Regions from separate parts of the Homo sapiens genome. Here region 1 is linked to region 2. Evidence: read pairs that join two places in POLR2A ChIA-PET (ENCODE). Cell type or tissue: Panc1. All regions are shown on one strand. Links, peaks and the distances in the headings refer to the core of each region. The heading gives the core; the rest is flanking DNA. Region 1 has its middle 330 kb from the start of LINC01950. Region 2 overlaps EFNA5 (ephrin A5).

Region 1 (16,398 bases), core at 4,806-12,805, 110 kb after region 2:
CTTCAATATATTATCCAAAATGTCCAGTTTTCAACAAAAAATTATGAGACATGCACAGAAGCAGAAAAGAGTGACAGATACACAGGAAACATACTAGGCAATAGAAACTGCCTTTAAGGGACCAAGATGTTGGATTTAGTAGACAGAGACTTCAAAGCATTTATTAAAAATATGTTCAAAGAACTAAAGAAAATCATAGCTGAAGGATCAAAGGAAACCTGATGACAATGTTTTATCAAATAGAGACTATCAATGAAGAGATAGAAAGGCTTAAAAAAAATAACCAAATGGAAATTCTGAAGTTGAAAAGTACTATAACTAAAATGAAAAATTCACTAGAGGTGCTCAAAATGAGCTGGGAGAAGAATCAGCAAACTTAAAATTAGTTCAATAGAGAGGACCTTCCACCTCCTCTAGAATTAAGAACAGAGAGAAAAAAGAATGAAAAAAAAGAAACAACCAAACACCAGTATTTCAGAGAAACATGGTACACCATTAACCAAGGAACATGTGTATAGTGGGAGTACACAAAAGAGAATAGAGATAAAAAGAAGCAAGAAAAGCATTTGAGGAAATTGGCTGGGTGCGGTGGCTCATGCCTATAATCCCAGCACTTTGGGAGGCCGAGGATCACTTGAGGTCAGGAGTTTGAGAACAGCCTGGCAAACATGGTGAAACCCTGTCTCTACTAAAAATACTAAAAATACAAAAATTAGCCAGGTGTGGTGGTGGGCACCTGTAGTCTCAGTTACTCAGGAGGCTGAAGCAGGAGAATCACTTGAACCTGTGAGGTGGAGGTTGCAGTGAGCCGAGATGGCACCACTGTGCTCCAGCCTGGTGAAAGAACAAGACTCTGTCTCGAAAAAAGAAAAGAAAAAAAAAAGAAAGAAAGAATGGCTGAAAACTTCCGAATTTAATGATAGCCATTAATCTATACACCCAGGAAGCTCAACCAACTCCAAGCAGGACAAACACACACAAATCTACAGACATGTCACTATCAAAATGTTGAAAGCCAAAAATAAATAGGAAAGCTTGAAAGCAGTAACAAAAAAAGATTCGTCATGCACAAGGGAACCCCAGTAAGATAAACAATTAACTTCTCATCAGAAATAATGGAGGTAAGAAGGCAGCAGGACAATATATTCAAAATGTGAGTGTGCAACTGGGGACTGGACTTTGGGGACATGATTCCCCAATTAATTTATGCCATTTATTTTTTTTCTCTCTTTATTCTGTGTAATTTCTTCATTATTCCCCACACTGGTATCTCCTGACAGTTTCTAAATCTTGGAGAGGAAAATATTTCACTCTTCCAATTAGAACAGATTCATCAAAGTTTTCAAAAATAGTTTTGGACCTTCCACCTCCTCTAGGATTAAGTATGTATCTTTGATTGTTGTCTGAATAAATAAGATAAAAGTTTTCAAAGAATATTATCTTGTTTTTAGTTTGAGGGAATAAATTGCTCTGTTGGACATCTGCTCTTTTTTGCTTTCTCTGCATCTCTTCCTTTTTCTTCAGATGGTATACCTTGGTGACATTTTGGGGAACCACGTCTTCTTTCTTCTCAGTCCATGTGGCTTATCTGCAACTGATCTAAACTTCTGGCTCTATGTGAGCATATGACAGAAATGGACTCAATCAGAGATTCTCATTACTCTGTCCATACTTATAGGTTCAGGGGTGAACACATAACCCATGCCATACTGATGAGACTCAATTTGGGGAGTGTGGTTAGAATAATTTTGAAGAAGGAAACATTTCTTTTTTTAAGAAAAAATATTGTAAATGGAAAATTTATAGTTATATGTGTTTATGGGGTACAAAGTGATGTTATGATTTATAAATACAATATGAAATAATTAAATCAAGCTAATTAATCTATCCATAACCTCAAATACTCTTTTTGTGTTAAGAATATGTGAAATTTACTCTTTTAGCATTTTTGAATTGTACAACACACTATTATTAACTATAGTCACCACAGTGTATAATAGATCTCCAAAATAAAAAAAAATTATTTCTCCTCTCTGATATTTCCTGCCCATTGGCCATCATCTCATTCTCCCTACCCCCAGGAGACGACATTCATCAGGGTTACTCAGCTGGTAAGTTGTAATGCTGAGGGTGTCATGGACTACTAGGAGGAGCAATCCCCCTGAAATGTAGGCTAACACAGGAAAAAATAGAACTGAGAGACCAAGAGACAGAAACCTTGTCCTCATGGCATTATTTGAGCCCATGAATCTCTCTGTGACCAATGCCACTCCAATTCTGATTAAATGAACAATATGTCCTTTTTTGCATATCAAGTTTCAGTTGGGTTTCCATTAGTCACAAGTAAAAGAGTAATGAATAATGATATTTTCTTCTACACTTTTCATTTACCTGAGTCTGTGTTCATTATACAACTAAAAAAAAAAAAACACTTTCTACAAGAGACAAAACAGAAATAGGTACAAAGGCTCAAAAATAACTCAAGATGATATCTTAAAAAGCCATTCTCTCTTTTTGGGGATTTTTATTTTTAAAACTGGAGTAACTTCAATAGTGAATTCAAGAAACTGATGCCAGTTTGGTCTTCTTATAGTCATGTGTTGGCCAGTGCCTAGTAGGTGATGTTCATTTTTGTGTGAACACATCCATCATTAGTGTGCCTATTTCCTGTTAACCATCCAGGTCTGGAGAGGTTGTGGAGGTTAGGGTGGAGGCCAGGGTGGACAGAGGTGATTAGTAAGAGAACCCTGAACACTAACTCAGGGCCTTGTTGAGCTATGTAGGACATACTAAAAGATCCAAGGAGGCTACATTTAAAAATAGCATAATGAAATTAGTACACTGCAGTCTGCCCTGAGGAGCAGACATGACCTGACTTGATGAAGCTTCACATACAAAATGGATTTTATTTTTAGGGCATTCTATCTGGGATAACAATGGCTCTGCTGATAGGAAGGTAGTGGGTATAGTTTGTCTTAGTGGCTGGCACTTACATTTGAAAAGAACAAAATAGCATATTTAAACTGTCAAGCCCTAATTGTTTCATTAGACGGTGGTAGTCTTTGACAAAAGGAGCCGGCTAACTGCTGAAAGCAAGAATGATGAGCAGTAATTCTGGCAGGGCACTGGGGCGCTGCACTAGTTACCTCTCCTCCTTTGTTTCTTCCCAGTTCATCTCTGTTACAAGCGGAAGTCTCATTTTCTAATGTAATGACTGCTATTAAAATCAGTTAAAAGTCTTTCATGAGCTCTGTGGTATATCTTCCACATATTTTCAGATATGAATGAGCTACGGAGGCGAGTTCTAGCATTTGTATTCATCTATTGGGGTCTCTAGCATCCAGTTTAATATCAATTATACTAATCAAGGATATTAATATAGGACTTTGAACCCAGCAGGATCCTAAAGTGATTTACACATTTTATACATTATGGATGAAATGTTTTGTTTACCACTAACCTGCAGTCATCTCACTTTTGACGGTAAATACCACGCCACCACCAACTGCCTCTCCTATGCAGAAAATGGAGACCCTCCCATCCGACAGATATGAAAGAGGACTTTTTGGTAGGCAGAAGGCAAGAACTCAGCTTAATATCTTGACGGGGCACTGTAGAGAAAGCCCTGGGCTAGGCATTTATGGTAAATAAAGCAGCTTCCACATATTAATTTTATAAAGCATTTCTGCTCTTCCCTCTAACGCTGCACATCTGTGAGGTATCAGGGGAGAGACAGAATGGGGGGTGCGGAGGGAGAGTTCTGATTTATTTCTTGCTGCTCAGTAGAATAAAGACCCACAGCGTGTTTTCCATTTACACACATTTGAGAATTTAAAGGCTGCTTAGAATGAGAGGGTGGTTATATTTCATCAAGAGACATCATAAAAGCTTTCTCCAGTTTGAAACACAAAAATTCAGATCCCATAGATAGCTATTTTTTCTCAGGTACAAGGAACCAAATGTGATTAATGCCTTTCTCAAAGGCCCCAACCTGCCTTTCCCCATCCAGAGAGGGCTCACAGAGGGATTCTTCCAGCAGCCCTAGGCCTCTGTTCTTGGCAGGGCAGGAGGGAGACTCCTCCGCTGGGTGGGCTGTGTGGGACCTCTGCTGTGGAGGCTGCCCCTCTAAGTTCAGAAAGCTGATTTATCTTTGATTCAGGTTTTTAAATTAGCCTTGTTTAAAACCATCTATCTTTTTCCAAGGGCAGCTTTGCTTTTAGCCAAGCCTCACATTACGCACTGTATATAAATTTCCACTGAGTTGTTTCCCAGATTCAAGAGTCGAAATGTTGAAGCCCAAGTTTATCATCATTCGGGCCGAGCTGGAGCAAGCTTGTCCTTGTCAGACATTGGTTCCGACCCTGAATGTGCCGTCTACTATTTAAGTTTTTGCTCAACATTAAATGATGATTTTGTTGGGGAAATGCTCATCATTTAAACCCATCCTGCCATGACTTGGATGTGGCTAAAGAATCTTAATAATTGAAAAACCTCATTAAGTGAAAAGAAACCAGTCCTAAAAATGTGGAAAGTGACTCCATGAACTTAACTAAAATCTGATTTGGAAGGATGGTACTTGTGGTTTTTTTTTTACTATCCTGGTGAAGATGTACTGCAAAATCCAAGGATTCCTTCAGAATCCAAGGGAGATTCATCAAGAAGGAAACAGCAACTTGGATGCAGCATGCCTTGTGGGTTAGAGAATAAACAGGCAGAAACTGACCATATCAGGTAGAAGCAGGGCAACTGTCAGGATGTGGCAAAACACGTTTCCAGTACAGTCTTTTTACCAGTGTGGACAGGACTTCAGCTGCTGCTTTCAGCATGTGCTGACACAGGGCTTCCTTTACTCACCTGACTCACAGCCATTTCCACATGCTTAGCTGCGGCCCAGCATGCTCCGTTGAAATGAAAAATGATCAAAAGCTGGAGATGGGATCTTTGCCATTAGGGACCATCAATGAGAGGGAAATACAGTCTCATTTTCAATGTTTGATTTGTTCTGACACAGGTAAGAATACATTTCCATGCTCTAACTTGGCAATCTGGTTTCCTAAGAAATAAAGTAAGCAAAAACTCCAAAGATTGTTTAATACGTCTAAAGACATATTAATGTGTCTAAAGACAGATTAAAAATCATGTCTATAATTTTCCAACAATATATAAATATTGTATAGATCAAGGGAGAAAGGGATTTATTTAAGTATTACAACATGATTTTAGCTCTGAAAAAAAATCTTAGAAATTGTATATTGCATATATTCCCAGTTTTGTTTCTTTCGTAAATGCAAACAAATAGCCTGGAAACCTGGAAGCTGTAGTAAGTAACCTGGTCATGGATGTTGAACCAAATTGCTTCATCTAGGGTTAAATTAAAATATATTAAAAAAAAGTTTCTTCTAGGTCTACACTATTGATCAAAATTGCCATCTGTAGGTTAATAAGTACACTTAACTCTTTCCTATCTTTATTTTTTCACTCTGAAAAATTAGTGTTCACATTGTCTTCATGGATTGTTGTCTTCATGGATTCCGGAATAACATTCAGGAATTAACCGAATGTTAAATAAACACTTTGCATAGCAGCTTCTCTAAGTTTAAGGAGAATTATCATCAAGCCATTAACAACAACTCACATTCCAGTAAAATTACCAAATTGTAATATTGGTTTTAAGTTGAATTAGGAATCTGCCATCATGGAGCCTTTGGATAGGCTTCATGAGACTATCTCAGAATATGTGTGGAATTATAGAATGATAGGGCTGGAAATGAATTTAAGGGCATCTAACTCAACAGAAAGGGAGGCGGGCCTAGTGAGGTTAAGCTGGTAGGTCGTTAGAGATGGAGCTGGCCTCCATTTATCCATTTGTAACTAGACCTTCAAAGACCATCTAGGAGCATTAGTATAAAAGGTAAAAATGATCTTAGGATTCTGTTGTTATTTTTGTGATTAAAAAAAAAAATCCTTCAGAGTTTCTTTAGGGAAAAGAGGGATCAAGCTTAGTAACCAGGGTCTTGTGGTCATTTTTAAATGTTATCTTTTACAAATACTCAAATACAAATTTCTGCCCCAAGTGGGAGCAGAACAGCACAAGAAAGAGAGACCACTCAAAATCCTTCTGCATCTGCCCCAGCCCTAATCTTTCCTAAGAAATGTGAGCCTAGAGGAGCTCTAAGGTACCTTTCAACCCAGTGGCCTGAGATTCCACCATAAAGCATGTGGGGAGCTGCTATTCGCCGAAATGCTTAACTTACAGTTCACATATATAACATTCTTCCTCTCATTCCTTGCTGCTCATCCATTAAATCTCCAACTCTTACTTTTATTCACCTAGAGCATCAATCTCTTATTCTTGTGGACAGCTAATGAAAGATCAAATAATTTGGTCAGCATTGGAAGATACAAAATACATTCAAGACTTTCATAACAGGATTGTTATAAAACAGCATAGCATAACTACTAAGACTCAGATAAAGCAAAAAAAAAATCTACAAACATTGGGATTTTCTTATGCTTTAATGCATTTACATGGAATAATAGTGTATGTAAAATATTAATGCTTTTAAACTCACACTAGGTCAGCCTGACCTAGCAGTATGCCCGTCATCACTGAAAAAAATAAAATCTGGCATATCTGCATGACACTGGTTAACTCCATGGGTACTGGGATGAAGGAACATTGAGAAAATATGGCTCAAGTGGCCATGACCCATAAGAGTTGAGTAATTTTTGATGTAGACAATAGGGTAATGTTTCCAGGGTAGGATGAATCTCATAATAAAGGGGCACTCTAATTTTGTGCTGGGGGAACAAGACAATAGACACTATTGAATAAACTGCCTAGGGAGAATTTACGTGATATTATAATTTTCACCCTATAACCCCAGATCTCTCTCCAAAACTCTACTCTCCATTATCACCTCCCCTTGTGTACCAGACATCAATAATGAGAAATTGTACTGTCACCTCAACTGTAATATCTCTTAAATAAAATTTCTCTTGTCTTTGAGCTCTGTTTTTTAACTTTCCTGTATTTGATAAAGATCTTCTCTAGGTTACCCAAGTTTGAAATGCTGGAGCTACCTGTGACTCATATATCTGTTTTACTGACGAAACCTGGATTTTGTCTAAAAACTGACTTGTTATTCTTTACTCATCTTTTGATGATGTTATTGTTATTTGACTTAATTCATTGTTCGCTTTTCCTCTGGGTTTTATTAATACATTCAGGTTCAGTTCAAGACATTTTTTTCATGCAATTTTGCCTGATTTATGCCCTTGCTCTTCCTCTTCTCTAACCTTCAACAATGGTTGATTTCTACCAAAAGACACCATTAAATTGTTGCCTGCCTTATGATGTTTGATGTTGTGTGCACACAATATAATCTTCCTGCTGAAATAAAAGCTCCTAGAGTTCAGAGACTGGCTCTTGTGTTTGTTCTAAATTTCCTGAAGAACCTAGATTGTGCTGGAAAAGTAATAGGTATGCTAAAATAATATGTGTTAAATGATTTCATATAAATGGAAGCTAGCAAAAACATAATTTATTATTTTCACGAAAATGATCTTCATGTTTAGTTTCAGAAAATTTAGGGTGGTGGACCACACATGTAAAAATATGTTTGAACTTTGGATATTTTTGTTTTTGTAATATCTTGAAATCTTTTGACATTTTGGCCACTCCAAATGTGGGTATTATTTAGGTCATGTCAGATTACATGTTGAGGGGCCAACAAGATTCCTGATGAGAATTGGAAAACAGTAAAAATGCAGATGTTTTAAAATGTTCTCCTATTCCATGCTGTATTGAGGTTGTCTTCTATAACCGATCATGTACATTAACAAAAATAGCTTTATCAACATTTTAGAAAGAAACTCAGTTCAGTGCTATAGATATCATCCAAAAAAAAAAAAAAAAAGATGAGCAATGATGCATTCGATTCACAATAAATCTCTGTGAGACTTTGAATTTTAGGCAATAGCTGTATTTATTTTTATTGTATTTTTTTATGAGGAGTCTTTGGAAAAGCTTATGTTCCATGATCTGATGTTTATGGCCAGTTCAATCTTCCTTTGAAGATGAGCTACACCCATAAAATAAGCTGTGACTCATCCAAATGCTTATGACTACATGATGCTCATTTGTAAGGTTCAAATCTTTACAACCTTATGGACACACCTCTTTTTGACAAGCCTGAGGTGCCTGGACTCGGTAGGGATGTAAGTATGTGTCACTACAGGCTCAGGAATGAGCATGCTCTTCCATTATCCAGGCTGACCTCAGTGTCTCTGGCTATATAAACTAGTCTGTCTGCTCTGAATATTAATCATGTTGGCTTTAAACTTGGGAGTCTTTTAAAAGAGAAGCTTCCCACTCCTCAACAATAACAAACAGTTTAACATTGTGTTTAGCAACTTGTCAGCTACTCCATCTCTGTCGAAGGCATTTCTTTGGTGATTATATCTCAATCATGACTGGGCCAGTTTGTGATCTGCATTATAGAAAAATGAGGCATCCATAAAACAATTTAATAGCATTTTTTAATGTAATGAAGAAATAAAAGTGTGAAGGGAGAGAGAAGAAGAGAGAGAGAGAAAAAGTGGAGAATAGTAATTGTAACTAACACTCCTTGCACTCTGCTTTCCAGAAACTTCTAAGAGCTTCCTATGGATTGACTCATTAATCCTTATGAAAACTCTTATTAGATAATAGTACTATTTTGATTTTTTTTTCTGATAAAGAAATTAAGGGATAATAATAAGTACAGATTTAAGACTTGAACCCAGGCAGTCTGACACCAGAGCCCAATTTTTCAACTTTTATGGCATATTTCTCTGCTACATAACAATTGCTGACTGCTCTTGGCAAAGAGTAATTTAATTTTAAAAATCGTCATAACACAAAATAAGTTGGGATTTGAATTTTCTATTTGTTAAGGCATAGTTGCACAAAATGCCTAGACAATCTATTGAATGCTGAACTATTTCACCAGTCACTTGATCTTGAATCCATGAAGTGCAGCTCTCTGTTTTGTTAATGGTGTGTAGAATGATCTGACAAAAAGTTTTCACAAACTGAGGAGACAATGAGCATCATTTCAAATCTCATAATGACTAAGAAATGCATCTATTTCTTAAATCCAGTTGGCTTCTTTTCATTATCTTATTCTTAATCACTTGCCCAATTTTATTTTAGAGTTTCATGCAGATGTGTCCCAGACTTTGTAAATGTCAAAGCATTAGCCAGCAAATATTAATTGATTAAATGTTCACTTCCCCTCCTGATGTACGTGTCTAGAGAATAGGGTCTTGTGGGCACTTCACTGAGGGTAGATTGGTAGAATTGGTCGTTCAACCAAAAGTAAAGAATATAGCATAAATATGAAGTGTAATGATGTTTTATCTACAGACTATTGAAAAAAAATGGTTTGGTTTTAATAGTCAATATTTAAGTAAAGATAGCAGAGCAAAAATTGAAATTAAATTAAAATTATAGATTAGAAGCTTTCACCTTGTATGAAATTATTTCCAGTCTCACTAAGTTGAGTGCCACATCAAGGATGGTAGGAATTGGTCGTGGTGTTTAGCATCCAGGTTTTCTGGTGGTGGAATCTCCTCTCCCCTGGTCTAAGCTCATGTGGACCTCATACAGTTGATTGTATTCCTAATTCTAGGGGTAGAACATGTGACCAAAGCCTACACCAATCAACATATCGCATTCCTTTAACACTTGTAGTTAATTCAGTGTGAGCCAAGTCAATCCATTAGCACTTTTGAGGACTACTTGGATTCTGGCAGGCAGTCTGAAACCATGAAAACACTGAGGACGTCAAGTTGAGAAATGGTAAGGACAAAAACAAAACCAGAAACTCTTGGGTAAAAGTCATTCAAGCTCTGGATCAATCCTTGCTTGAATCTAAAATATCTCTGTCTTGTTTGAGTCGGTAGATTTTTTCTTAAAGCAAATTTGGATTGGGGTTTCAGTGACTTGCAATTCAAAGAATCCTAAGAATAAAAAGTAAAAAGGAAACAATGTGATAAACTTGTTAAAGTATATTTAACTTCTCTATCATGATATTAAGATACTAAAGTGAGATGGGACTATCTGAAATCATTTTTTACCTTACTCAGTGTTTTGTTTTGTTTTGGTTTTCGAAGGAGACACTGTTTGGGTCTAGCAGAAGCCTCCTCCACTCCTTTTGAGTTGTTGTCAATATCTTTGACAGCACCTGCTGAAGTGGTGGGCCTAGAAGGCTATGTTGGTTGCATGTGATATCACTGGGGCTAGTGCACAAGTGGCCAGGAGGAGGTTAGTGGAACTTCAGATCAGAGAGAGATGTAGTGGAGATATTACCTAGGGCCTTGAAGGTCATGCTAAGGACATTTTGAGCAAATGAATTGAATCGCTTTTGTTTTCCAATAATATTAGTCTGAAAATTGTGAAAATTTACTTTGAGCTAGCTTGAGTAGGTTTCTGTTTCTCGAAAAGAAACAACCCCTGACAAGAAGAATTGTAAAACATTTTCATAAAAGGACCAACTTCTTTCTAAATCATTATCATGTAAAAACTCTATGTATAAAAGAGATGAGAACAGTGTAACTGTTTTAGAAGTTCATATTTGTAACATTTTAGAAGTTCATATTTGTAACATTTACTTTCTATAAAGCTGAATTAATGAGAAAAATGACACTGTTTGAATGAGTACAAAAATGTGAACTCTGGTTTATAGATGATATAAATGCAGTCTCAATCTTCAATTTTACTTTTGTGTTTTGCATTGCTTGCATGATATTGAAAAAAATTCTAATTCACACTAATAAATAGGTGCAAATGGTAAACGATTTGAACAGCTCATCTTGAAACCTCAGGATTTTCTTCGAATAAACTGACCTAGAACTTGAAAGTAGAACAATGGTTAATTTTCTTTATAAATTGGAATCTTATCAATATCTAATATATCTGCATTCTTCATCATGGACATAAAAGGAAGCCAATAAACTTACAAAAGTTAGAGAAAATGTTAAAACTATTTACATTATGGTATTATAAGATACGTGCTAGGCTTACTTGTTACCGCACAGGTGACTGTTATACTGATTCTGAATAGAATCTACACCAAATGGATCTGGTTGAGTCTAAGCTGCCATTAATAGAGCCCAGCAGGTTTGTGTTAAAGTAGTTGCTGAAACTGCATAGTTGAAGTAATTGAACTTCTTCAAATCATTCTTCACAAAGTGCATATAGGCAGGAACAAATTTATTGAAAGGACAGATCAGAGCTACAAGCTTCCTTATCAATAGTCCAGTTTCGAGAAGCTCAAATATGTGCCCAGAGATCACTAAGAGGCCTGTGCAAATATATGTTAACCTACATGCATAAATTTTCTGTTAGTAGTTTCCAATGGACTATATCATTTGACTGTGCCTTTTGCTTTACTGTATTTTTAAAATAGTTCTAAAATTATTTGAAAAATTAAAATTTCCACTAAACTTTTGGAAGATACAAAGCTACTCAGAATAATTCAGTAATATCTGAATAATACATTAAAAATGATAGAAAAAATTAACCCCCAATATCACAGATTATGAAAATAAAGCCAAGTGGCGGAACTTGGGAAGGACTAGTCCACAGGTCTGCTTTTCTTGTAGCTTATGACTGTCCTCATTTTGCACACTGCTAATTTTTTTCTTATTATCAAATAAAGTAAATAATAAATTTTGGAAAATACATTTCAAAATTTTTTACCTTATAACAAAGAAGTTTTCAGGCCTTCCAGTATGGTTCATAAAATACACTGTAACCTCTTTATACTTATTTCTATGGTATCTATAAAAGGATGTTTCCAGCTTCATCCATGTCCCTGAAAACGACATGAACTCATCCTTGTTTTATGGCTGCATAGTATTCCATTGTGTATATGTGCCACATTTTCTTTATCCAGTCTGTCATTGATGGGTATTTGTGTTGGTTCCAAGTCTTTGCTATTGTGAATAGTGCCACAATAAACATATGTGTGCATGTGTCTTTATAGTAGAATGATTTTTAATCCTTTGGGTATATACCCACTAATGGGATTGCTGGGTCAAATGCTATTTCTGGTTCTAGATCCTTGAGGAATCGCCACACTGTCTTCCACAATGGTTGAACTAATTTATATTCCCACCAACAGCGCAAAAGCATTCCCATCATTCTCAGCAAACTAACACAGGAACAGAAAACCAAACACTGCATGTTCTCACTCATAAGTGGGAGTTGAACAATGAGAACACATGGACATAGGGAGGAGAACATCACATACTCGGTCCTGTCAGGGGGTGGGGAGCTAGAGGAGAGATAGCATTAGGAGAAATACCTAATGTAGTTGATGGTTTGATGGGTGCAGCAAACCACCATGGCACGTGTATACCTATGTAACAAACCTGCAAGTTCTGCACATGTATCCCAGAACTTAAAGGATAATAAAAAATAATTTTAAAAAGGATGTTTAAATCCAGAAAAAAGTCTAGTTACTAAAAGTAGCTGTTACATTAAAATACTTATGTAGTAGGAAAAAAGCCAAAACCCAAAAATCTCTTTATACCCAGTAGGACACCTGTTTCTGAACTGAGGCACACTCATCTGTCTCACCCTGCTACATTGTAATCTCCAAGGAGTAAGGACATTGCCTTATTTACTTTTGAATCACCAGCTTCTAGAACACTGTGTGGCCTGTAGTAGGTATTCAATACATTTTTGCTGTCTTTTTGAGAATGCAACCATAAAAAGCAGTTCAAGACTTAATTGCCATGGTCTTAGCTTAGATGAGTTTGTAAATAAAAAGTTTCAAGGTCAGCTTTATTGAAAGTGAGGGGCCAGTCCAAATTTATGCAGTATTATCATTTAATATAGTTTCAGATATGAAAGCCCCAAGTCATTTTCTATTCAATTTTAAAGAGTTGAGAGACTATTCTTACTCCTAAGACCTCTGAAGTTTTTCAAGTATTCTAATTTGCATGTGATGAAACTGCATTGTTAACAGCCCATCTTGATTTTAATAGTGTCCCAATTTCATTTAAGAGCATTATCCTGAAACTGCCATTATTAATGGCTGACATCCTAAATGTTAGGGATGGTAGACTCTGATTCATTTCATCTCATGGTGGTTGGCACGGATATGTAGGTGTATACATGCTGGCCCATTTTCAATGGATGCCATGGATAACTTGAGTTTCATTTATTCAGTGATGGATCTGTTAATTAGTTTCCTTGCCTTGCTTGGAATTTGGGTGTGTGTATAGTAAAGGCTGGAGACAGAAAAAATTATAGAATCAAAACTATAGTTTACACGTTAATTATATCTAGTTGCTCACCCAGGTTGTGATCCTGTTCAGAACCTGTCTTTTTTTAAAGAAAAACAAAAGTCAATAACCTGTCTTTTAAGCCTCCCTCTGTTTAGTATTATGGATATCACTGATTTAGCGTGCAATTTACTTTGCCCCTGAGATTAGCGCCTCTCTTTCCTCCTTATTCCTGAGCTGCCACTCCTCATTATAACAATAGTCCTTTATGCCCTATTGCCAATTCCTTAGTGTTGTGCTCATGTGTTGGATTATTGCCAAGGATGAAACTCTGAAAACTTTATGGAAATGCTGATGCTGGTAAAGCTCCAAGTGGAAGAACACAGTAAGAATATGATCTTAATTTCTAGGAGCTGTTCAGTCTCCTAATCACAGTGATAGAGTTTTCCTCAACTGCCTCCTTCAGTTGAGTGGTCACCATTCCTTCAGTGAATGATCCCGTCTGAATTGTGGGAAGGCCCTGGGAAGAATGAGCACGAAGCTTGAAGTCTTGTTTCTCTTTGGAAAGGGACTATTGTTGTGGGTTGAGCTGTGTCTTCCAAAAAGATGTGTTGATGTCCTAACCCTCAGTACCTGTGACCTTATATAAAAATGGCATCTGTGAAGATGTAATCAAGTTAAGATGCTGTCATACTGGATTAGGGTGGGCCCTACTCTAATGACAAGTGTCTTCATAAGAAGAGAAGAGAAAGAGAGAGGAACACTCAAGAAGAATGTCATGTGATGATGGATATGGAGATTGGAGTACATAATTTGTCTGCAAGTCAAGGAATGCCAAGGATTGCAACACCAAAAGATAAGAGAGAGGCATGGAACAGATTGTTCCCCAGAGCCTAAGAGGATATAACTCTCCTGACATCTTAATTTTGGATTTCTGTCCTCCAGGACTGTGAGAATAAATTTCTGTTGTTTTAAGGCACTCAAATTGTGGTAATTTTTTAATGGCAGCCCTAGGAAACGAATACATTCATGAAGATGAAAATAATAGATGATCTGAAGATAATGAATTTTGACCGTTTTTGGTTTTTGTATTCTGATCTCTTTCCCAATAAACCTTTTTAATTAGTTTAGCAAATTATATATTGGTTCATGTTTTCTTCTTTCTTCCTCTGTGATCTGGCAGAAAGGAGCAGGATCCTCGCTCACCCGTTCCGAATTAGCTGAGTCACTTCCAGTGGCTCTGTTTGGAGCTGTCTTCTAGATCCTGACTGCCTTCTTTCCGCAGCAATGCGCGTGCTCAGCACTGCACATTCGGGATGATTCCTATGACTTCCTCTGTTCTTTCTCCCCTCCTCTCCCTAGTAAAATAGACCTGCCTAGTGTTGCATTCCCTCAGAACCCTGAGCTATGCCAGGAAACATGTTAGCTGGTCTGCTAAGTAAATGGTGGGTCACTGCGTAAGTGACCATTACTGAGTTAAAATGTAATGTCTTACAAGTAACACATTTATTTTAATAGAGTCCGTCTTCAGGCATGACTTTGACTAAAAAAAGGAAAAAAGAAGGCAAGAAGTGGAAATTACATGATGAGGAGGGTAAGGGTGAAAAGTAGGGCAGATATCTTGGGGCAAACACACCTGTCATATCCTTCAGGTTCTATTACACAGAAAACCGCCTACTGTTCCCTGTCTTTGAACCCTGCTGGTGGGAGTTCTAGTACTGTCCCAAGGGCAGGTTTCAGGAAGAGGAGACCAGAAGCCTAAATACAGTATACCCTCATAATTGCCTCCTAAATAGTAAGGGCTTAAAGTCAGGTCACAGTCCTTTGCTGTTTTTACTTTACTTTCTCCATAATTGGACACTTCTTTTTATAAAACTTCTGATTTGTGAGGTGTTTGCCTCTACCAACAAATGATGTGAATGAAGGGACCCATACTTGTAACAATGACACATGGAGCTGCCTATTGCAATTTATGCTAGATTTCTTTAATTCATCAAACATCTCAATAAATTGTTGCGAAGTCTTCTTAATAAACATTTTGTTGAGTATGTATATATGTATACATACGTGTACATATGTTGAGTATGTATATATATATACACTTATGTATACACAATATATATAGACATATTTATATGCTACTAAATAAACCACTTGTCAGTAAATTTATACTTTGAGTTTTTGACTGATTTGAATGAGAAAATTAAGTTTTTTTTCTGGCATTGTATAGACACAACCCAATTCAAAGGATAGATGTCCAGAGTTAATTGCATATCTATTGTGACCTAGTCTTATACAACTTTGCATTTTTCACTTCTGTTTTCTGGGGTCCAGGTGATTGAATAGCTGTCTTCTCTCATTGAGCACCCACTCAGGAAATAGCTCCATGAGTGTAGTGCTCCAGCCACAAGATTTAAGTAATGACAACTCCTACTGATTTTCTGCCAGAGTAAATAGCTGTAAGTAATTTTTGAAATAATAATGTTGGACTAAGTGATGATCCTCAGTTAATCAATGTGAAAACATCCTAGGACTTATTCAGGTCTAAAAATCCAGAAAGTATCAATCTTGAAAGAAAGGTTTTTTTTTTCAGGTAAAATGCTAATTTCCTTCTATTTTTGTCATTGCTGACAGCAATCCTATGGCTACTACAAACAAGACATTGTTTATTGACAGATAAAACTAGAATCTTCTATAAGGGAGGAAATGTGTAAGAACACAATAGGCTCTGGAGCCAGAATGTCTGGGTTCAAATCCCATCTTCACTACTATAGGGAGCATGTCCTTGGGCAAATTATTGAACTTCTTTGATACCAGCATTCATAAAATAGAGATAATAATAATACTTACCTCATGGGATTGTTGTGATGATTAAGTGAGTTAATATACAAGAAGCTCAGCATAGTGTCTGGCACATAGTAAACACTCAATAAGTGGTGGCTATTGTTGTTATCATGATTGTAAGTTTTTCTTGATTCAAAAGGGACAAGCCCTCCATACTCCCCGGTGAAGCTGTAACTGGAGCTGAAACTCTTTGATCAAATGCATTCTTGCTGAGAACACAGGCTGCTTCTAGCAAAAGAAGTTTGTGGTAAGATATATCAGGGACATAAAAAATTG
Region 2 (16,398 bases), core at 3,609-11,608:
ATGTGACAATACTCCATGAAACAGTGCAGAAAATACTTGGGGAAAATTATTAAATGGTGACCTCACTGGTTTTTCTCATCATTATACTTGTCATTTCCTGTTGTGCTGCTTTGGCTGTTGGAAGGGTTCAGAGCAGGTGTAGTTGGGGGGGCGGGGAGGGATGATGTGATAAGCTACATCTTCTCTTGTAGCTTTTCATCGATGGTGACATTTCTATTAGTTGTCATCACCTAAAGTGTCCCTAGTTCTGCCACTTACCATCAGGGAAGAGTAGAATCCTTATTTTTTTTTTTTTATGGTTTTAGCCATATTTTTGGCTTCCACCCTTCCATACCAGTCACTAGACAATCATTATGACCTCCTTGTGCCTCTAGGCGTTGGACACTCTGCCAGCTTTAGCCATTTGGTTATAGCTGCTCTTCACTTGTTGAAATTGATGTGATGAATGGAAATCCAGGAGCAGAATTAGCCGTAGTCTCAGTGTTCCACTAAATCGTATCATTTGGCTTCTGAAATAATTCAGTCACCAAATATGTGGTGACTATTTTCTGCATGTTCCATGTGTGAAACTGAAAGTGTTATAGAACCTTTAGGACACCTTATTTTTCATTTATTTATTTAAAAACTGAGGTATAGGGGAAGTATTTAAACCCAGGTCTTTAACCTCACATGCACTACTCTTTCAGACCTTCACCCCCACTCCAACCCACCCCACATTGCCCTTCATGGTGATATGTAAGAGCTGCAAAATAATGAACAAATGTTGGGGATTATTTTTGTTTTTATTTTATTTTATTTATTTATTTATTTATTTATTTATTTATTTATTTATTGTGAGACAGAGTTTCACACTGTCACCCAGGCTGGAGTGCAGTGGCATGATCTCGTCTCACTGCAACCTCCATCTCCCGGGTTCAAGCAATTCTCCTGCCTCAGCCTCTCAAGTAGCTGGGATTACAGGCGCACACCACCACATGCAGCTAATTTTTTGTATTTTTAGTAGAGATGGGGTTTCATCATGTTGGCCAGGCTGGTCTCGAACTCCTGATCTCGTGATCCGCCCGCCTCAGCCTTCCAAAGTGCTGGGATTACGGGTGTGAGCCACTGCGCCCAGCCCTGGGGATTATTTTTAACCTTCCGATGTTCCTCCCTCTGTGTAACTTTTCTCTTGTCCATCTCCTTTTCCTTAAGCCCACAAATGACCTACTTTAGGCTCTTGTCATGTCTATGCAGTCATAAGAAGCTGAAGTGAAGCCTTTATGTGTATTATTTTGTAGCTTTCCACAGTGCCAGTATCTAGCATTCAATAGGGCCTCTACAAATAGTCGTTTAATGGAAGAATAAGTGAATAGTTTACTGGCAGGTGCCAGGGAGTAAGGAATTCTCAGCTGAAGCTGGCAAGGTCTGTGTGTTTGTTTGCCTGGTCTAATGCAGTAGACTCCTTAATGATCTTACTACTTCGAGCTTTCTCTCCATCCAGTCTGTCTTCTCCAGGACTAACAGAGTGATCACTTTAACATACAAATCCAATCATGTTCTGCACCTTCTTAAAAATTTTCCCTTGTTCTTGGCTGGGCGCAGTGGCTCATGCCTATAATCCCAGCACTTTGGGAGGCTGAGGTGGGTGGATCATGAGGTTAGGAGTCAAAAATTAGCCCGGCGTGGTGGCAGGCACCTGTAATCCCAGCTACTCGGGAGGCTGAGGCAGAGAATCGCTTGAACCCGGGAGGCGGAAGTTGCAGTGAGCTGAGATTGTGCCACTGCACTCCAGCCTGGGCAACAGAACCAGACTCCATCTCAGAGGGGGGAAATAAAAAGAAAAAAAAAAATCCCTTGTTCTTAATTGCCTGTCAAACTCCTTTTTCAAAATAAGGTTCTAACCTCCTTTGGTGGTCTCATTTGCTGTCAACACTGTCCTTGCTTTCACATTTCTTTGGGTCTGTACATTTTGCCTTGCCTGAGAAGCCCCCCTCCCCTTCGTCCATCCTGCAAGTGCTGGCTCTTCTGTATGGTCTTTCTGAACTCTTTTGAAGTCTTTTGCTGTTTACTATTTTCTACAGCATTTGGTAGACGTTTCTCTTACATTTATAGCACTTTATTGGAGTGATGTATTTGGATGACTGCCTTCCCCACTAGACTGTCAGTTTCTCCAGGGCAGGACTATGTCTTGGTTCATTTCTGTTTCTCCACCTTTAAGTACAAAGCCTGAGCCACAGGAGGCTATCAATATACTTGTCTTGAATGAATTACTTAATTAACAAGGGAGCCAGGACATAAATATGTGAAAAGTCAATCAAATTAGGAAAGGTTGGAGGGTCAGTCGAATATCATATTGCTCAAATGCGTAATTTTAAAGTTTAAGTTAAAACAGGCCTTCCTGTAGAGAAACATCATTTAGTCTAATGCAGTGTGAAGACACTTAGTCTTTTGAGCTGACCTCAGCAGAATTGCAAAGTCTCAGTGTTCCTCTGTTGTCACCCTGTACCTCTGTCATTCAGTCTGATTCCCCTTTCCTGAGGCCCCTTTCTCATAAAAACTTACCCACTGTGTTCACCAGTCTCTCAGGGGTCTTAACTCTGCTGGGTGACAGGTATTAATGGGTCAGAGAGATGAAAATATGTTAATGCGTTAGCTGGCAAGTAAGATTTTCCTCCCAAGCAAAGTAACATTTTACACATATTTAAGGATTGACATTCACTTTTGGGAAGGCAGTTTTGTTTAAAGATGGCCTTTGTGTCCCAGAATTACCTCACAGAGGCAACTGCCCACCCTTCCTTTGTGTATTTATATATCCTGCATGCTTCCAGAAGGTGACTGAGATTTCTTTGTGAGTGCATAGACAGTCCCCTTGAGAAAGTCAGTGTCTTCTTCCCCATTTTCTGAAGTTTTTATTTTTATTTTTTTAAGTTTTTTATTTCTAAAGTTTTTTGTCACCCAGGCTGGAGTGCAGTGGCGTGATCTTGGCTCACTGCAACCTCTGCCTCCTGGGTTCAAGCGATTCTCCTGCCTCAGCCTCCTGAGTAGCTGGGACTACAGGCGCCCGCCACCATGCCCAGCTAATTTTTTGTATTTTTAGTAGAGACAGGGATTCACCGTGTTAGCCAGGATGGTCTGGTCTCGATCTCCTGATCTCGTGATCTGCCTGCCTCAGCCTCCCAAAGTGCTGGGATTACAGGTGTAAGCCACCAGGTCCTGCCTTTCTAAAGTTTTAGAAATCACATTTCCTTTCTTCATAAACAAAAATTACACTCTACCTACTAAAGATATGTAATAATGACTGTTGAAATTTTTATTTTGCAGGATCTTTGAGATTCTCAGGATGCTTTTCAAATAATTAAAATTCATTTTAGTGGTAAAAATAATACCCTAAAAGTTCCATAAATAGTATAATTGAATATATTCCTCTTACTTTGTTTTAATACATACTGAGCACTTAATCATTTGTCAGGCACTGTACAAAGCACTGTACTTTTAGTCATCATTTATTTGTTCATTTAGTTTATACATTTAATCCTAACATGTCCTAGGAGTGAGGTGTTATGTTCTGATGTTACAGGTGAGGAACCTGAGATGTGGAGAGGTCATGGAATGTGCCAAGATTACACAGTTAGTAGCAGCAGAGCCCAGATTCGAAGATAGGCAGACAACTGTGTATTCCTTTCTCTTAACCTCTTTCCTGAACTGTCTGCCACAACCAATAAAATAGTTGTTTATTCTCAGTTATCAGATGGATGTCTATAAAGTCTGAAAAATGAAGATAAAGTTGAAACATCTTTAATCAACTCTGATTTACTCGATAACTACCAGACATTAACAAACTTTATGTACCATATGTGCTGAAAAAGCCAGGTGCCACAAGAAGGATTAGAGGTGAAATTTTCTTTCCATTTTGATTTCCACTTTTTATTAGTGACACCTCCCAAGTGGTTCAGAGGACGCCTATTAGTGTTCGTGGACATCTTGTGCTATTTGCAGCCATCCTTGGAGAGGTCTGGGTGGCTGAACTCCACACCTGCTAGGTGTCCCTCTGCCTCTGTCGAACATCCCTGCCTGAACAACTCTAGCATCCTCAATAAGCTGAGAAGCCTCCCTTTTCGTGACTTGTGAGCATCTTGCGATTTCTCCATTGTCAAGTCTCTGAGGCCATAAATCACTTGGAGGATGAGAACAGATCAGATTCTCACTGGACTTTTACATTTTCCCTCTTCCTTTTTGGACATAGTGAAGTGAAAACCAGAAGGAATAGTTATAAACCCTTCAATAGAGCACATATGTGCTCTGTACAAAGTGCATTAAAATACTCTTTGGGGTTTAAAGTTATATCTCAAATGGCAATCTTTGAGGCCAGGTGTGGTGGCTCACACCTGTAATCCCAGCACTTTGGGAGGCCCAGCCAGGCAGATCACTTGTGGTCAGGAGTTCAAGACCAGCCTGACCAACATGGCAAAACCCTGTATCTACTAAAAATATAAAAATTAGCCGAGTGTGACGGTGGATGCCTGTAATCCAAGCTACTCGGGAGGCTGAGGCACAAAAATCACTTGAACTCAGGAGGTGGAGGTTGCAGTGAGCCGAAATCACACCACTGCACTGCAGCCTGGTTGACAGAGTGAGACTCTATCTCCAAAAAACTTTTTTTAAATGGCAATCTTTATACTCTTGTCCTATGATTATCAGCTTTTATGTCACTTAATATTAAATAAGTTATTTTATCATTATTCCTGGAACTAAAATCAGATTTTGACCCCATAAACGGTAAGCATTTAAACTAATTAATATGTATATATATTCCCAATGAAGCAGGAAATCAAGCATTCTTTGAGTCTGGGAGCAAATTCATAGGAAACCATGTCTGAAAATTATTCTCCTAGGGCTGTGTCCTTTTGCCAGTTTTCATAGTAAAGAAAATTTTACTTCTAAGTTTGACTTACACAAATGGATTTGGAAAAGGAGGGCCATTCCTGTCCTACATGTAGCAGCTGTGCTTACTGGTTTTATAAACTGTAATCTCAAATTGCGCTTCTATTTTAATTTCGGCATGCCTGAAGCACAAGATTCTTTTCAAATGTTCAGCCATGACTATTTAAAATTGAAAAGAGAAGTTCAACCATTAAGTATTCTCATCTTCTCTGAGATTTTCTTTCTGATGCAATGATGTGAAATACTTTTTCATGTTGCCCATAATTTCTACTTACACTGTCTTGCTTATGCAAACTTTTAAATAGGCTATAGATGCAAGAGCATGTAAAAATCTGTACAAATTTTGTCTGCCTTTGCATTATTGTTAAGTCAGCGAGGATTCTAATGGAGTACAGGGGATGAGACAACAAGAATCCAATCAATAGATGCAAAAGGCAAATGAACTTGCATAAATTAGCACTCTAATAGGAAAAGATAAATGCATGTTCTCTTTCATCTTTCAAGCAATACACACTATTGAAAGAGGTCTAACAGATATCACCCTGATTTATCTTTAGCTTTTTTCAGGGGTGCAGAAATGAGAAAATGCAAGTATATTGAGCATTGCGGAAACTGTTCTGAACCACTTACATCAGATCAGTGCATCAAATATAGTATGTAGCACTCAGCATGCTGTGTCCACATGGATGATGTTATCATCCACGTTCCTCGTAGATAATGTGAATACTCACCAAAGATCTCTAGAAGAATAAGGATTGTTCCATTACCAGAGTTTGTCTTGGAGGACCTAGTCTCTGATCTTGACATTCAGGCATTTCAAGTGTACTTTACATTTACACCATATCTTTTTGAAATTTATTTTATTACATTTTACTTTAAGTTCTGGGATACATGTGCTGAACGTGCAGGTTTGTTACATACGTATACATGTGCCATGGTAGTTTGCTGCACCTATCAACCTGATATCTAGGTTTTAAGCACTGCATGCATTAGGTACTTTTCCTAATGCTCTCCCTCCCCTTTTCACCCAACCCCCGACAGTCCCCAGTGTGTAGTGTTCCCCTCCCTGTGTCCATGTGTTCTCATTGTTCAATTCCCACTTATGAGTAAGAACATGTGGCATTTACACCATATCTACTGCAGAAATGGCAAGAAGAATTTTTCAGATGTTGAAAGTTTAAGCGCCTAGAAAAAGGGCAGTCACAGATCATCTGCCACTACAGCACTGTACAGTAGTTTCATTAACTGTCTCCAGTTCAACACAAGAAATGCTTGGGGAATGATACTCTGTTCCCCCTTGCTCTAATTATGCTGTTCTTGAGGGGGTATAGTGGGTCTGGCATGCATGTCAGAGGACAGCAAGTGCCTGGCACTGCAGCTTATAGTCATCATTTAATTAGCAACACCCAAGAAATTTCTCTTTTGCCTGTTCTTTCCAACTCTTTGTTTACTGGTTCTATCTATGGAAAAGGAGCTGGGTATATAAGGAACTGCCAAGTCATCTTCATTGCCTTTACTAAAAGGCAGAAACCTTAGCTATGGATTTGCCATCTTATTTGGGCAGCCTCCTGCCCAGCACAGCATCCTAATCATTTGTGTTGCTGGTCGATTTAATATAGGCCAATAAGCAATGCCCCTAATGGTTTCATAATGGTACTTTTCCAAGAGCTCATCTACAGACAGGGAGAAACCTGTACCCCAGGGAAAATTTGGATATCTTCTTCCATGATATGAAGAGAATACTCTGGTTTGAGGTAGGTACTTTTTAAGACATATTTATAATTCACAGGGTTTTTTTTTTTTTTTTTTTTTTTTAGTACCTGGGGAACTTTCGCTCCTCGGGAAGTTTTCTAGAAATTCTGTCTTGGGGGGAAATACCATCTGTATTGTTGGAAGAGAAAGAAGAAGTAATTTGTCAGCGTTGTTTTGATCCCAATCCAGAAAACCAAAAAGAGAAAAAAAAAAGTCTTCTGAGTATCAGCATTTCTTCTTTTTCTTTGCTTATTTTAAAAATAGAGCTTTCCTTAGCTCGCTTCCATTATGGTTAACTGTAATCAGTACTTTATGGTTATATTATATAGCTTTGTTTCATTAGGGCAATAAAATGATATTGAACAATAGCAATATAATGCAGGGAAACAGTTTGTAATTCAGCTGGAAATTGCTAATGCAATAGACAGTTGATAATACAATCAGCTCAACTTTCCTAGGAAAACATAAGCTACATTTTCTATACATTTCTCTCAAATCTTCTTACAGGGCAGGGTTGAGGGGATTGCTTTGAACTACACTGGAAAGCTGGATGCCCTTGAAAAGAGAATTTCTTTATGTACTGAATTTTGAATGACATCTATAGGTCCTGGGAAAGAACTACTATTTTAGAATGAAATTCTCCCCTGGAGATTTTCAAAAAAAGAAACTAGGTAGTTAAGAGTTCTAAAAGGAAACAGCTGGATAAGATGATGGCTCAAACTTTATTTTACTAGTATATCTCTCTATAGTCTTGATTCCGAAGTAGGGTTCTTGTGAAATTATTAAGACTAAGTATCAATGGGAAAAAAAAAGGCCATCTCTTTGCAAGCTGATGTCATGCATGCTGTGTATATTTATATAATTACTGTAGGTTAAGACTAGTGAACATCAGTAGTGTCTAGGATACAAAGCCAGGTTATTGGTCTAGAATACAAAGGCAAATAACCTGGTGTTTTCAAGGAGTGGTGAGTTAGGATTTTGTTGCTCTCAACTCTAGTAAGATGGTTGTAGCTGTTGTTGAGTCAAAACCTTTATCAAAAGTTTTATGTAGGAGGATTTCTTAGATTCGAAGAAAATCAGGAGTGATATGTCTAATTTTGAGTTGTCCAGTAAGTTTTTTCATAATTAGAATCAACACAATTTTCCACATGTGATACAAATTTTTAAATGTCCTAATTGTCAAAGAAATGCAGTATTTCCTGTTTCCATATACTTGGAAACATCTCTGACATCTTTAGAGATATTAGTTATATTCAGAAGGCACCACCCTTATTTAAAAAATAAACTAAATTTAATGTTCTACCAGAAAGTGCTATGCATATGTAAGTATATTTCTTCAGCTTTTATGCCAGAAATTCATATTTAAACTAAAACAGAAAAACAATAGGCACCTCCCACAGCTCCTAATTTTCATTTCCTCTAGTGAGTTGGAATAATTTGTAACTTCTTAGGATTCAGAACTAAACTGAAGTATATGTAAGCTTCAGATCATGTCCCAGTTATATGGTGGGAAATGCAATTCCAGCACAGCTTCACTGCCTACACAAGGAAGGAAAAGGTGTTTCTGCAGATAGGACGCTATCCTTCCTTGCTCCAGCCCTGAATATTAGTGCATGCTTCAGGGCAGGTTTAACAGCACCAAGAGTGGGTATACTCTTTATATTAGCCTGGTAGATTGTGCTTCTAATCTGCTCACCTGGCCAGCACATGTCATGTTATTTTCCCTAATCACGTTTATAGAACCATAGTAACCAGTACTTTCAGTGACCATGACTTAGGGTTTTTAATTAATGACTGGATTTAAAAACATCCTTGAGTTGGTTTTGGCTGTTGTGAATCTTTCTCAGATACAGAGTGTCCTGAGCCAGAAATCTGAGATATACCAAGGTGAAATCCCTGTTTACCCTATGCCTTTACTTCTCAGAGAGAGGGTTGAAAGGAATACTTTATATTTGTAGAACTGAAAAAAAAAAAAAATCCAAGTTTTTTTTTTAGCATGCAAAATGGGGTATGATTTTGATAAATATTTGGCATGTACAAGGTAGATACCCAGATGTTGAATTAAAACATCAACAAGTAAAATTATCCTATTCTGTAAATAAATCAATTGACGTGCTATATTAGAGTAACATTTACCATCACATAGCATACAGATTCTGTGCTTAGTCCCAGGCTCATTTAATATCTCCCATAGGTTTTGTAAATCCTGTGTTGTTTTTTGACCCAGCTCATCAACACTGAGTTTGTGACCAAAAACAGCTCACATTCTCTCTTTCTGTCTGCCTTGAACAGTGTGAGCAGCAATAAAATGTTAATGTGTACGTCGTGAAACTTTGGGATCTGGGATTGCACTACTGAGTACTGAAGAAAGTAAGTTGTGACCCTGTCTTCTCAAAGCTGACAGTGCTGAGTTTTCATGGGTATGGAGTGCCCATTATCATCTGCTTATTTCATCGTCTTTGTGTCTTGACATTAACCTTGCCTCAGAAACCTTGCAGTCCACACAAGTGGCTCATTCAGAGCTTCTGGCAATACCAAAAATTCTGAAAGTTCAATAGGAAGATCATGTGCACTCCCTTTGAACTATAGTTCTTTTCCAAGGTAGACATTTTGAAAGTAGAGTTTATTAAGATGATAGGTGGAAAAAGAAAAACAACTATATTCTCTGTCATTGAGATAGACAAGCATTTAAGTAGGTAGAAATATTGTAGTACTTGAGAATCCTCTAAAGTGCTTAGATTTATTTCTGAGAAATAAATGGTGAATTGTTTATTTCTTTCTCCCGCTTATGTTTCCTTGGGATAGAGCAATTAGTTTCTCATTTTTTATGATTGCATTTTTCTTGCATATATCTTTCTGTGGTCCAGGCTATAAAAGTAAATAGAGGATCCAGCTGTATGAATGGATATCCTTTTAATGAGTGTGGGGAGGAAATAATAATACTAAGTAGTGCAAAACCATTTTTATGTGATGAACTGAAGTACCTTTGTTCCCCAGTCTAAACCACAGGCCACCAATAAATGTGTGCATGAAATGACAGTTTCATGTATTCTGGTGTTAACAAAGTACCTCGTGGTTTCTTTTGCCCCTAGAATGCACTTAATACAATTGTTGAAGGGTGGTGGCATATTCTGTTTTAATTTCCAGGGTCAAGGAAAGGTAAAATGGAATATGTGACTTTTCTGTAACACCCTTCATTCTATCTCTGGGCAAAAGCCTTTGCTAAAACAGCGAGATAACACAGTTGCCAGGTGATAATACAGTCGTTTTTGTAGTGCCATGAGTTAATTTCAGAGTTGAAACTATGCTTACTTAGAAAAATAGTGTGCCTTCTCGCCTCAGAGCAGCCATTTGCTCAGAGCAGCAAGTAGATGCTGAGTCTCTCCCATGTGCAGGGTATCATGAGAAGTGCTGGTAGTGGCATAAGTCTGCCATCTTCCTTCCCCCTTGCTCCCTTCCTTTCTGGCCATTTTTACTTAGCTGTTCTTTATTGATGTTTATATACATCTGAAGTCACTGAGAGCAATGTAATTCAAAACCACCCTATCCCCCACTGTATCCCTAATTTAATGTTAAACTGCTCATATTAGTCTGCTCAGACTTCCATAACAAACTACCATAGACCCTGTGGCTTAAACAACAGAGATTTATTTTCTCACAGTTTTGGAGGCTAGAAGTCCCAGACCAAGGTCTAGCAGAAGTTGATTTCCGGTGGGGGGCTCTCTTGGGGCAGCCATCTTCTCCCTGAGTCCTCACATGGCAGAAGGAGAATGAGCTCTCTGCTATTCATATAAGGACACTAATCCTGTTGGATTAGGGCCCCACCCTTGTGACTTCATTTAACCTTAATTACTTCCAAAAAAGACCCTGTCTCCAAATGCAATCACATTGTGGGTTGGGGCTTAAACATGAATTGGAGTGGGAGAGACAGACATTCAGTCTGTAACACTGCTAAAATAATAAGAGAAAAAAAATCCTAAAATAGAGAGCCATACCATGACATAAATGTAGCAGTTACTAAACTTTTAACCTGATGCTCTATGCTTCCTCCACCTCACAGTGGCTCATGCTAACACATTCTGATGATGGTTGCAGGGAGGACCTCAAAAGTTCCAGGATAAAGCCAAGTGAAGAATATAAAATACCTGTTTGCCTTCCCACCTTCCAACAGTGGCCTGGAGCAGTTAGTACAGGGATGGAAGGAGAGATTTCTAACCCCCAGATATGCCAGGGATTCTGGCCTTGTAAAGCCCAAGGACAATGCATTGGTTCTAGTCTTTCTCTCCAAAGATCCGAATCTATTTGGTAGCTTTGTGGTGACTCTGGTGGGAGCCTGAGAACGCTGGTTTCCTCTCCTGATCCCAGCTTGAAGAACAGAGACTGGATGTCAGGTAGGTGGAGAACAGTCTGTATTCCCCATGACTCCTGCTAACTGGAGCAAACCCCTGGACATATCTCAGTCTAGCTGAGGCCTGACCTGAGCAGGAGGGAGCCCCAAAACCAAAGGAGTCTCTGGATTTCCAGCTCATGGTTGCTGGGACACAACTGAGAGCAAAACAGTGGTTGGCAGGGGCTGAAAAGGGGTCTTGGATGTTTCTGCCAATGTGATAGGCGATTGCAGGATGTTTGTGAAGCAGCCTGATGAACCCTCTCAAATAGAGGCACCTAATGCTGTTCAGCTGTGTAATTGGGATGGCAATGGGCCAATGAGAGGCAGAAGTTTGTGCTTAACCTTTTGTGAGTCTTGTTTCAGGAGGCTGTGTGGGGGTAGGGGGTAGAAGCATTACAAATAATAAGCTTCTCCGCCTGATTTGTAATGAATTAGTAATAAATGTCCTAGCACTGTACAAAAGTCTGACGATTACAGAGCAGCTTTGGCTAAGTGCACGGGACCACATCTTATTTTGATCAGCTGTAGCATAGCAAAGACGTGTAATTATCATAATCTAACAATTAGCCTGGCATCACTTTCCAGTGTTTAATTACCCCGATAAATGGTAATTGAATAGAGGACTTAATGACAAGAGAGAAACTTTCATTCTGCCTTAGGTGCTTAAGTTGTCTACTTGGTTAGGCATAATTTTCTAGCATTGCTTGAACAACAGTCCTGGTTATCATTTTCCTTTTTTGCAGCCTGCCATTATTTTGTTTCCTGATCTTGACCTTTGTTTATAATATTTAGCTTCTCTCAAAATTTTATACTGGGACCCAGAACACAGGAAGAGATTATTGGATGCTTTACACAGTTCTTCTGTTTTTAAGCATCACTTCTCATACCCTTCAGCTACATTCCTCTTCATCGAACATCTATGTAGTCGCTACTATGTGCAAACATGGTGCTAAGTGTTGGGGATACAGAGACAAGTAAACACCATTACTATTTTCAAGGAGATCTATACGTAAAAAATAAATCTATATAAAACTAGTATAGTAATAATTACAGCAATTTGCATTCAGCAAAGTCCCAGTTTTCTTCTAAATCTATACATTGACTTTGGATGAATTCAGTACTTTTTATGACTACGATCACCACCTCGTTTCTAATGACTGCAGAGCTCTTTTCTTTGTATTAGCCTCATTCCCAGTCCCAGATTTGTATCCAACTGCTCACAAGGTCCTAACTGGCCAAATAGAAGTAATTACCTTGCACGTGCCAATTTCCATAGAAACAGCCACAATTTCTGCTTTATTGTCTACAGTTTTGTATGAAAACATTATTATTATTATCATGCCCTAGCATTACCAAATATATGCTTCCCCTTGTCTGATGAAGATAAAACATAAAAGAAAGCCATAAAACCCATGTATTTTCTTTCTTCCAATTTATTTCTTGTTTGTTTAATAAATTAACAGATTAATTATCAGATATCTCAATTTTTTAAAAGTGTGGGCTAAATTTCAGATTTAGATTGTAATGATTCCAGTAAGTTATCATCAACCCATAATACAAACATTTAGTTCACTCTTTGCACACCAAGTACTTAAGAACTATTAAATCACTCTTTTCCAAAAATCTCTCCTTGAGTTGGTCAATAAAAAGGAGATTTACTTATTAACCCTTTAGTTATTATTATTATTTTTGAAACTGTGAATAGCCTGAAATTCTGCTGGGTAACTCTCCTCTCTTTTGTATCTAGAAGATACAAAAGGGCTACATGGAAGTAAGCAGTTTGACAGGTGGCTTATTTGTTTGATTGACGCCCACATCCCCTGATCAGAGTCAGTTTGTTTAATCCTGTTCTCCTTGGACAGTGGCTAGATAGCCTATCTGATGGTTGCCTGTGTCTCCTTTTGCTGGGTCTGTGTGTATGTGGCAGGTGCTCTGCTTCATGTGCTTGAAGTTGGGGCTGGGGGGTGTAAAACTCTACTGGCTTAAGACCTGAAGTACAGCTTTGATAGGAAGCTCCTGGCCAGCAGGAGTAGAGGAAAAGCGTGTTTTGCATTGTGGGAGTGACGTCTGTTAGGACTATACTGATTGCCAGACATTAACTATTTCTTTAAAATCTCCTTTTGAAAGCCATTTGAAGTGATCTGTGATGTGTTAGGTCTTTAGAACTCTGCCTGCTTAATTCTTTGGCTGACTTGGCCCTGTTGACGTTGACACACTCTTACTCCATGCCCGAGGCCTCTTTGGGGGCTTAGAAGCAATTAGACTGTCACCCAAAGCTTCCAGCCCCTTCCTGAGGGAAAGTCTTGTTTAGGCTCTGCCAATTTAATGCTTTCTTTCCTTTGAAACTCCTCCATCAAGCTAATAAAACAAACTCCAAATGAGTTACAACACTGGAGGAGAGAACATTATGTGGGCCTGGGCCTTTTATATGAAACAGGTGCAATTTCTGGGAGATAGCAGTTTTAAAAAGTCATTCAGACTGACATGACTTGTAGTAGAAAAGCAACAGGCAAAAGCTATGTGAATTTTATCTATCTATCTGATATGAGTAATTAGTATTGTGGGATTTTTAAATGTTTTGCTTTTAAAGTGCACACACATACATACAAGAAAAAAAGTGACAGGGTAGTATAATAAACTGCTGATGAATTCTAAATATTTGGCCAAGAAAATGATGTCTTCTTATCATCATCAACAGTTACTGAACTTAAGGTAAAACTCTTATGCTGCAGAATTTTTAATTATCAAAACATGCACGTGCAAGAACTCTGTTGGAACTTTCATTAATGTATAAACACAGCACCAACTCCAGGTTCCAAACATTTTGTCAGTATATATTGTAGCATACTGCATTTCTGCTGCCAAATAAGTAGGAAAAATCTTTGAAATTTATCCTTGAATACTTTTTTAACTTGTGAACCTTCACTTCTCTAGGAATATTCATTGATTTTAGCATGTTCTAAAGCCTGGAAGAGCTGGATTGGTCTGAAATTATGTGTTTTGGTCATCATATAAGGTCTCATTCAGCCTTCACACCTGGTGGGGTAACAGTGAAACTATCCATGAGTCCTCTTCTCTCAGAGCTGAACATTGAGGTTGATTACCAATACATCTGAAAGATAGACATGTTTCAGTCCATGAGAGAGAAGAGAAATTTAAAATTAACAAAACAAATATTTGTTCAGCCCTTAGTGATGCTAGTATTATTTATCTACCCTGTTTGATGTGCTGTTTGTATTCGATGCTTTAACCTCCACAGAAAAGCAAAAAAAAAAAAAAAAAAAAAAGAGCATCTTCAGATTTAGAATAGGAAAGCCATAAGGCTTGCATTCTGTGCTGAAAGGAATAACAGAAGGATGCAAGAAGCAGCATGTTATACAACAGAGACTGCTGTCCTGCCCATCTCCTCACAAAAACATATTTATAAACCAAACCCATATCTGTTGCAGGACCCATTAGCCCCTTTTGGGACAAATGAAAAATTATACTAGTTAAAAACAGACATCTTGTTCTGAAATTAGCCTTTAAATCAGTAATAGTAGAATTTGAAGACAGTGCTCCCAAGATATATTCACTCTAGAATTAGTTTAAAATTTTGGAGGAACCCTAAGCTGATAAATTTGCTTAATCTTTGACCATAAATCATATCCTTCTTTTACATTTCAATTTCAGAATGTAATACATTAGGTTGCCTTGTAATTAAAGAAGTGACATTGGATTTCTGTTCAAGTAGGAATATTAAAACAATCACCTCTTTGACAGATTAAAATATATTTAAAATGTAATAATCAACTATCCAGTTCATGAGAAATAACATTTTCATTATTGAATTCTTTAAAACATAATGTGAAGGGGGATGAAAGTATCTCACAGCTTCCTAACCTCTAATAACACTGTCTCCTTTCAGTAATGCTGTTTCTATATTTATGGAGTGAAGAAACTTCACTCAGGAGCTTCTTGATAAAATACCTCCATACATATTTCCCTGGAAGCAGGTTCTCTGCTGTGCCAGCAACATATGCTAAAGGCCAATTTAGAACATTTTAAATATGCACCATACCCTTCCTTTTCCAGCTACTAAAATGAAATGCATTTTGGCTTTAGCAAATGAGGATGGAATGAAAGGAGGAAGACTGCAGGGCAAAGTGGCTAAAGATGAACTCAGAGAAGGAGGATTATGGTGCTGCTCCTCTGCAGCCTGAAGCCCAGGGCACTGCCTGAGTGTCCTTTCAATGTGGCCTCCCCAGCTGTCAATATCCACAACACAGGAGTGTGGGGTCCAGGAGGAAGTCAGGTCGGCACCATGAAAATCATAAGGAAGAAAAGCGAGGTGGTATCTACTTACCTTAGTAAAGAGGAACCAAGAGACAGGGTCAGAGTACGTTGAGAACTTACACTTGAGACTAGTAAAGGACCTAGACTATTCAAGTAGTAGATGTACCTTTTTCAGCCACCCAAGTTTGAAAATGAAATACTTAGGAGGACAAAGCTCTTACAGCTTAGGCTACCTAATGTCATCAAACAATGCTTTGCTTCCTCAGTAGAAAGTTGAGGGCACACTGGTGAGATCTAAATGAAAAGTTAGTTGTCAACTGTTACCTCACTTCTCTTGTCTTTATTTCATCTGAATTCTGAGACTCAAGTCATGACTTACTTCTTGCAGATAGGTTCAGTACAGGGAGCAATTTTTTTTTTTTTTTTTGAGACAGGGTCTTGCTCTGTTGCCCAGGCTGGAGTGCAGTGGCACAATCTCGGTTCACTACAACCTCTGCCTCTGAGGCTCAAGTGATCCTCCTGCCTCAGCCTTCTGAGTAGCTGGGACTACAGGCACACACTACTATGCCTGGCTAATTTTTTTAAAAAAATGTTTTATAGAGATGGAGTCTCACTATATTGCCCAGGCTGGCTCAAACTCCTGGGCTCAAGTGATCCTCCCACTTCAGCTTCCCAAAGTCCTAGGATTACAGGCATCAGCCACCATGCTCAGCAAGGGAGAGATATTAACAGTGGCTTTAAATTGAAAATTAAAATTTATTCAGCATATAATGGAATGTCATCAGGTAAACACTGAGAAACAAACACACTTTCCAGAAGCACACTTTTTCAGCTCTAATCCCAGCTTCAGTTGTTACTTTTGCTGTCAATAGCCCTAGATACGTGCTTTTTATCCAATGCTCCAGGTGGCCTCTGGTTTATCAAGAACTACCATAAAGTACATAATTCATTTTTGGTATTTGAGATGATTGCAAAGGACTAGTTGCCATGCTGAATTTTATTTTCCTAAATTAACTAAAATTACCCTTTTATAATATATATGACATTGATTCTGAACCAGT

The links. ChIA-PET counts read pairs that join two places held together with the same protein. Peaks named below come from ENCODE experiments on the same cell type or tissue, not always from the same donor. Only the 100,000 strongest peaks of a DNase experiment are listed, where the experiment ranks them.
Region 1: POLR2A ChIA-PET joins it to region 2 with 28 read pairs; 2 of 35 experiments call an interaction of 5 or more read pairs at or near these places.

The regions. Positions count from the first base shown.
Region 1 is chr5:107,329,249-107,345,646 of GRCh38, reverse strand. No RefSeq gene overlaps it. Among named protein-coding and RNA genes, the nearest start is that of LINC01950, 330 kb to the right of the region's middle. In Panc1, for the core only: no CTCF peak of the experiment used is centred there; a DNase peak (open chromatin) is centred at 8,136.
Region 2 is chr5:107,433,267-107,449,664 of GRCh38, reverse strand. The region is part of intron 1 of EFNA5 (ephrin A5); the gene reads left to right. Among named protein-coding and RNA genes, the nearest start is that of EFNA5, 230 kb to the left of the region's middle. In Panc1, for the core only: no CTCF peak of the experiment used is centred there; no DNase peak of the experiment used is centred there; H3K27ac peaks cover 873 bases.